2 separate regions of the Homo sapiens genome follow, and region 1 is linked to region 2. The links are chromatin contacts, found by POLR2A ChIA-PET in ENCODE. All regions are on one chromosome and are shown on one strand. The core of a region is the stretch at or near the end of the contact, and the rest is flanking DNA. Distances in the headings are between cores, read along the strand shown.

What was found. ChIA-PET counts read pairs that join two places held with the same protein, here RNA polymerase II (POLR2A).
Region 1: POLR2A ChIA-PET joins it to region 2 with 10 read pairs in OCI-LY7. The contact joins the promoter of KDM2A here to the promoter of ZBTB3 in region 2. POLR2A ChIA-PET finds 5 or more read pairs at or near these places in 2 of 52 experiments (H1 and OCI-LY7).

The regions. Positions count from the first base shown.
Region 1 is chr11:67,117,953-67,120,759 of GRCh38, reverse strand. It overlaps KDM2A (lysine demethylase 2A), which reads right to left and starts at 1,497. Exons shown (of 21, transcript NM_012308.3): 1 at 711-1,497. LOC107984341 (a long non-coding RNA gene) reads left to right here and starts at 2,412. Exons shown (of 2, transcript NR_160735.1): 1 at 2,412-2,807. RefSeq lists silencers at 356-445, 971-1,110, 1,291-1,360, 1,501-1,940, 2,121-2,400 and 1 more and an enhancer at 2,011-2,060.
Region 2 is chr11:62,752,845-62,755,614 of GRCh38, reverse strand. It overlaps ZBTB3 (zinc finger and BTB domain containing 3), which reads left to right and starts at 1,455. Exons shown (of 2, transcript NM_001370809.1): 1 at 1,455-1,651; 2 at 1,900-2,770. The coding sequence starts at 1,951. RefSeq lists enhancers at 167-1,044, 1,925-2,770.

The DNA.
Region 1 (2,807 bases), core at 248-2,747, 4.4 Mb before region 2:
AAATGACCCCAAAACAATTTCCCATACCCCTCCTGTAAGGCCGTGCACAATCGTCGCCTTCCTTTCTAGACTCCCCGGATCTTATCATTCCCAAATCTACCCTCCACCCCAACACAAGATGTGCACAACTCTGAAACAAATTTCAGAGGTGCAAATCAAGGACCAAAATTCCATCTGATCTTTTTGGATAAAGTAATAAAATAAACGATTGCATCTAAGGATACAAGGAAAATACATCTTGTCCAAAAATTAAATAAAAGACCGGCCGGCGCGACGGTCAATCCGTAATACCAAGAAAGGGTTTTCTTTTTTCTAAATATTCTCGTGGATAATGGCTTCCATTGAGAACACAGGTTCCCCCCGTTTTTGTCACTACATTACAGCCACGTTAACAGCATCCTTTCAAAACTGCTACGAGACCAGAGGACCCGATGACACAGTTTGCAGAGCAGTTAGAGGCAGAGCCCTCCCGGAGGAAGCCCTGGCCCGAAGTCGGGAGGGAAACCGTGCTTGCACCCCCTGGGCGACGACCGCCTGGGCATGGAGCAGCCAGGGCCGGAGAGGAAAAAGGGCGAATCTCGCTGGGCTCCCCCAGGAAAAGGCGTTTCAATGGTTCACCCATCGGAAAAAGAGATAGAAACTTTGCATTCAGTCTTTGGATAACACAGTCAACCAAACTTCCAAATGAGGGGGGGGAGGGGGAAACTCACCGGAGATTCTGCTCTTGAGTTCTTGTCCAAGTGAGAAGTAAAAGATTCCAAAGCTGAGAGGAATAATTAAATCCCAAACGTCGTCTTCGGTTTTTCCGTGGATCAACCCAGTATCCAGAGAGGGTCAGAGCGACCAGGAAAAGGGAGCAAACAGTTGCTGAATCAAACCTTCTCTTCTGGCTTTGGAGACCGGGAGTCGGAGGCGTCAGGAGAGAGGAGCGCGACCCCTCGGCGCCGAGCCCGGGGCGCCCCCGCCTCCCCCAGGCCAGCGGTCAGCAGCCCGGGCCCGAGCCCCGGGCCGGCCCCGGCCGCAGGGAGCGCCCTCCTCGCCGTGCCCTCGGCCAGCAGGGGCTGGTCGCCTGCGGGAGCAGCGGCCGATCAGCTGAGACCGGCCGGCCCGAGGCTCCCCGCGCCGCCCCGGCCCCCCGGAACGCGGGCCCCGGCCCCGGGGGGCGGACAGGGCGGGAGCGGCGCGGCGCGCCGGGATGGGGGCCCTGGCTCCCCTCGCGTCTCCCCCTCAGGTCTGGCTCCGCGCTGCGGGACGAGCCCCCCGGCTACTCCCCAGTCGCAGAAGAGGGATTCCGGGGGATGGGCCCCCTGGCGTTGCCCCTCCTCCCGGAGCGTCCCCTGCCCAGGAAAGACAGAGCGGCCACGGGCCCAGCCGCTGGGAAGGTGCTCCGAGAGCCGCCGCCGCCGCCGCCGCTGCCGGGGAGGGGTGTTGTTTCCCTCACACAGGAGGAGCCGCTGAAGCAGCCGCCGCCATTTTGAACCCGTCAGACTCTCACATACACACAGCTCCTCCGAGGCGCACTGCGCAGGCGCCACCTCCCCACCCCTCCTCCAGCTCGCCTCTCCACCCCCCCACCCCCTTCAGGCCTCCCTGCGCTTCTTACCGCTCTCCCGGGCGCGCGTGAACGCGCACGCGTCACTCCCCTCTAACGCGGACACACCGCCGGCGCGCGCACGCGCGGATGCGTCGGCCTCGAATCGCCCGCGCCCCGCGACGCCGACGCGGCTCCCTGCGCCCCCTCGCGTCAGGCCGCCCGCCCTCCCTCCCTCCCGCCAGCCCGCCGCCCCCGCTCCCCGTCGGCGTTCTTCCAGGGCTCGGGCCTGGCTGGCTGCTCGCGCCTGCGCGCAGGGCACCGATCCTCCTCCGCGCGCCCTCCCCCCACACACCCTCACACACACTTCGCCTCTGCGACCCCGCCCCTCGCGGCCAGCTGTGCTGGCCGCCCTCCCCCACCCCCCTGGGAGGGTGGTGACCCCCGACCCCCCACAAAGCACATCACCCCCCCCAAGCAGTGGGAGATCTGCGTCCCCTTCCCCTTCAACCGCCTTTGGCCCCAGGCTGCCCGTCACAGTCACACAACCTGAGGGCCGGGAGGCCTGGGCCAGGGCAACCGATACCCGCCTCAAAGCAGGGTCTCCCGGGGTCAAGCCGCCGGGCTGGGCCCGCGGGACCTGGGCTCCCGGCTCAGGCCTGCCCAGGGCGAGAGGGCGCAGGGAAGGGGCGCATGGCCGCCGGCTGCCCTCCCTTCGCGTGCCGGCCGGTGGGCCGAGGCCGGCTTGCCCGCCATTCCCGGGCAGGCCCCGGCGCCGCCGCCACGGGGCCCGTCTGCCCTGGGCCCGGGGGCTCCTCGGTGCAGCGGCCTGGCCCCGCCTCACCCACTGCTCGTCGCTCCGAAGGGGCAGGAAACAGGAGTAGCATGTCTGTCCTGGGCTCGGCTCCCCGGGGGTGCTGCAGGCGCTTAACAAGGGCGTCCACAGGTACCAGGCGCAGAAGCGGTCTCCGCGACGGCCCGGGGGCGGTGGCGGCCGGCGCGCCCACCGCCGGCCGGAGGCGCCCGGCGAGGTGGCCCAGGAAGCCCCCGCTCCTCGGCCACGCTCAGCTTTCCGCCGCGCCGGTGCCCCCGGCGGCCCGGGTGGGACGTGACCCCGCCCCCGGCGAGTCGGGGCGCCCCCCACGGAGGGGTGCGCGGGCCGCCCCCGGCCCCCGGCCCGACCCTGCCGCCCTGGGCCGTGGCGGGCGCGGGAGGCCCGGCCGGGAAGATGTCTCCTGTTGGTGCGCGCAGCTTCGCGCGGGGGTCAGCGACGGGG
Region 2 (2,770 bases), core at 206-2,705:
GGCACCGAGTTTACTCCTCTAGTAACACTACCTGGGTCAGACGGGGCAGTTATCAGTGACTCCCAACTTATAGCCTTTTCCTCTGGGTGTGTAGAGACTCTCAAAGATTTCTTCAGTAGACACGGTTTTTGCTTCTTCTCTCCTGTCCTGGGACATTTTATGATCCTGACCCCATTCTTACCCTTCCTACCAGCACCTGCTCAGCACGCTCTGGAAACAAAGAACACTCTATCCTCTCACTGTAAATTGACTGTAGAGTCCAGGCTAGGGACACCACGACATCATCCCTGTAGCTGCTAGTTCTTTCATGCCATCACTGAGCCGGGAGCCCCGGAAACTTAGCTTGGAGGAGTGGAGCAGTAGGGCATCTTAAAATGTTTTTTTGTTTGTTTGTTTTAGATGGAGTTTTGCTCTGTCTCCCAGGCTGGAGTGCAGTGGCGCTATCTTGGCTCACTGCAACCTCTGCCTCCTGGGTTCAAGAGATTCTCCTGCCTCAGCCTCCCTAGAAGCTGGGATTTCAGGCACGCGCCACCATGCCCAGCTGATTTTTGTATTTTTAGTAGAGATGGGGTTTCACTATGTTGGCCAGGCTGCTCTTGAACTCCGGACCTCAAGTGATCTGCCCGTCTCAGCCTCCCAAACTGCTGGGATTAAAGGCGTGAGCCACCGAACCCGGCAAATCTTAGAATTTTTGAGAGGAAGGGACCTTCAAGAGACAAACGCAGTTCAGGGACGTGGGGCTATTGCCCACAGTCACCAGTTGGTTCTCTTTTTTTGGGGGGGTGGGGGGATAGGGTCTTACTCTGTCGCCCAGGCTGGAGTGCAGTGGCACGATCTTGACTCACTGCAACCTCCGCCTCCCGGGTTCAAGTGATTCTCCTGCTTCAGCCTCCCCAGTAGCTGGGATTACAGGCGCGCGCCCCCAAGACCTGCTAATTTTTGTATTTTTAGTAGAGACGGGGTTTCAGCATGTTGGCCAGGCTGGTATCGAACTCCTGACCCCAAGTGATCCGCCCTCCTCGGCCTCCCAGAGTCCTGGGATTACAGGCGTGAAGCACTGCGCCTGGCCTAGTTGGTTCTCTTTTTCCCTGTCAGCCTGTAGCGGGAGTGGCTTGCTGTCAGCTCGGGTCCGACACTGCAGGGTTCCCGACCTCCAGCCTCGCCAGGAGAGCGCCGCGTTCAGCGACTCGGAGCCGGGTACCTCCTGCCTGCTGGATTAGGTAGAAGGAGAAGCTCAGCCAATCCTGAGGGCTCGGAGGCAAGGAAGGCGGGACGAAGAGGAAAAGTTGAGGACAGGAGCGTCACCCAATCCAACGCCTGACTGCAAAAGCGATGGCGGCGAGCACCCAATTGTAGACGGCAGTTAGAGGGAGGATGGTTAGTGGAGAGCGGACCAATCCGTGACAGGGGAGGGCAATCTTAAGCCAATTAAAGCTGAGAAGGTGGGAAGGGGCGGAGCTCGCCCTGTGGCTGCTCGGTGGTGGGTGAGGTATCAGCTTTCTCCGCTAGTTCCCACCCTGGTAGTCCTTAGCCCCTGGAATGCGTGAGGGAGATGCTTAGGGAGTTCTCGAAGTGGGGCGTAGAGGCATCGCCTGGCAAGGCCTGGGAGCGAAAAAGATCTCTACTTCGTGGAGCCGTTGGACGCTACCGGGTGGGCATCAAGGAAGCGGAGGGTGGCTAAGGGGCGGGACTTCCGGGGGCAGGGCTTATCGGACGGGGGTGGGGCCTGTTCTAAGGTTAGGCCGAGGTGGGCGGAGCTAATGGGAGAGCTTTGGGTGTGACCTAGGAGAAAGAAGGGCAGTAACTTAAGCGATTGTTTTGGAGTGGCAAGTGATAGTTAAGGGCTGATAAGGTTGCTGGGGAGGTTACCTGTCTTAACTCACTGCCCTTTTTTCTCAGGGAGCCACTGGTGGGGACCTTTTTTGGGCCCCCTTTCCTTCGTGGGGTACTATGGAGTTCCCAGAACACAGTCAGCAGCTGCTGCAGAGCCTCCGGGAGCAGCGGTCCCAGGGTTTCCTTTGTGACTGCACCGTGATGGTGGGTAGTACCCAGTTCTTGGCCCATCGGGCTGTGCTGGCCTCCTGCAGCCCATTCTTCCAGCTTTTCTACAAGGAGCGGGAATTGGACAAGAGGGATCTGGTGTGTATTCACAATGAAATTGTCACAGCCCCAGCCTTTGGGCTGCTTCTGGACTTTATGTATGCTGGCCAGCTGACCCTGAGAGGGGATACCCCTGTGGAGGATGTGCTGGCAGCTGCCAGCTACTTGCACATGAATGACATCGTCAAGGTGTGTAAGCGGCGGCTTCAAGCCCGGGCCCTGGCAGAGGCAGACAGTACCAAGAAGGAGGAGGAAACCAACTCACAGCTTCCTAGTTTGGAGTTTTTGTCTAGTACTTCCCGTGGCACCCAACCTTCGTTGGCATCTGCTGAGACATCAGGCCACTGGGGCAAAGGGGAATGGAAAGGCTCTGCTGCTCCCTCACCTACTGTCCGTCCTCCAGATGAGCCACCAATGTCTAGTGGGGCTGACACTACACAGCCTGGCATGGAGGTTGACGCACCACATCTGCGGGCACCTCATCCACCAGTGGCTGATGTCTCTCTTGCCAGCCCTAGTAGCTCCACTGAGACCATTCCTACAAACTACTTCTCTTCTGGCATCTCAGCAGTTTCATTGGAGCCACTGCCATCTCTTGATGTGGGTCCTGAGAGTCTGAGGGTGGTGGAACCAAAGGATCCTGGAGGACCACTGCAAGGCTTCTATCCCC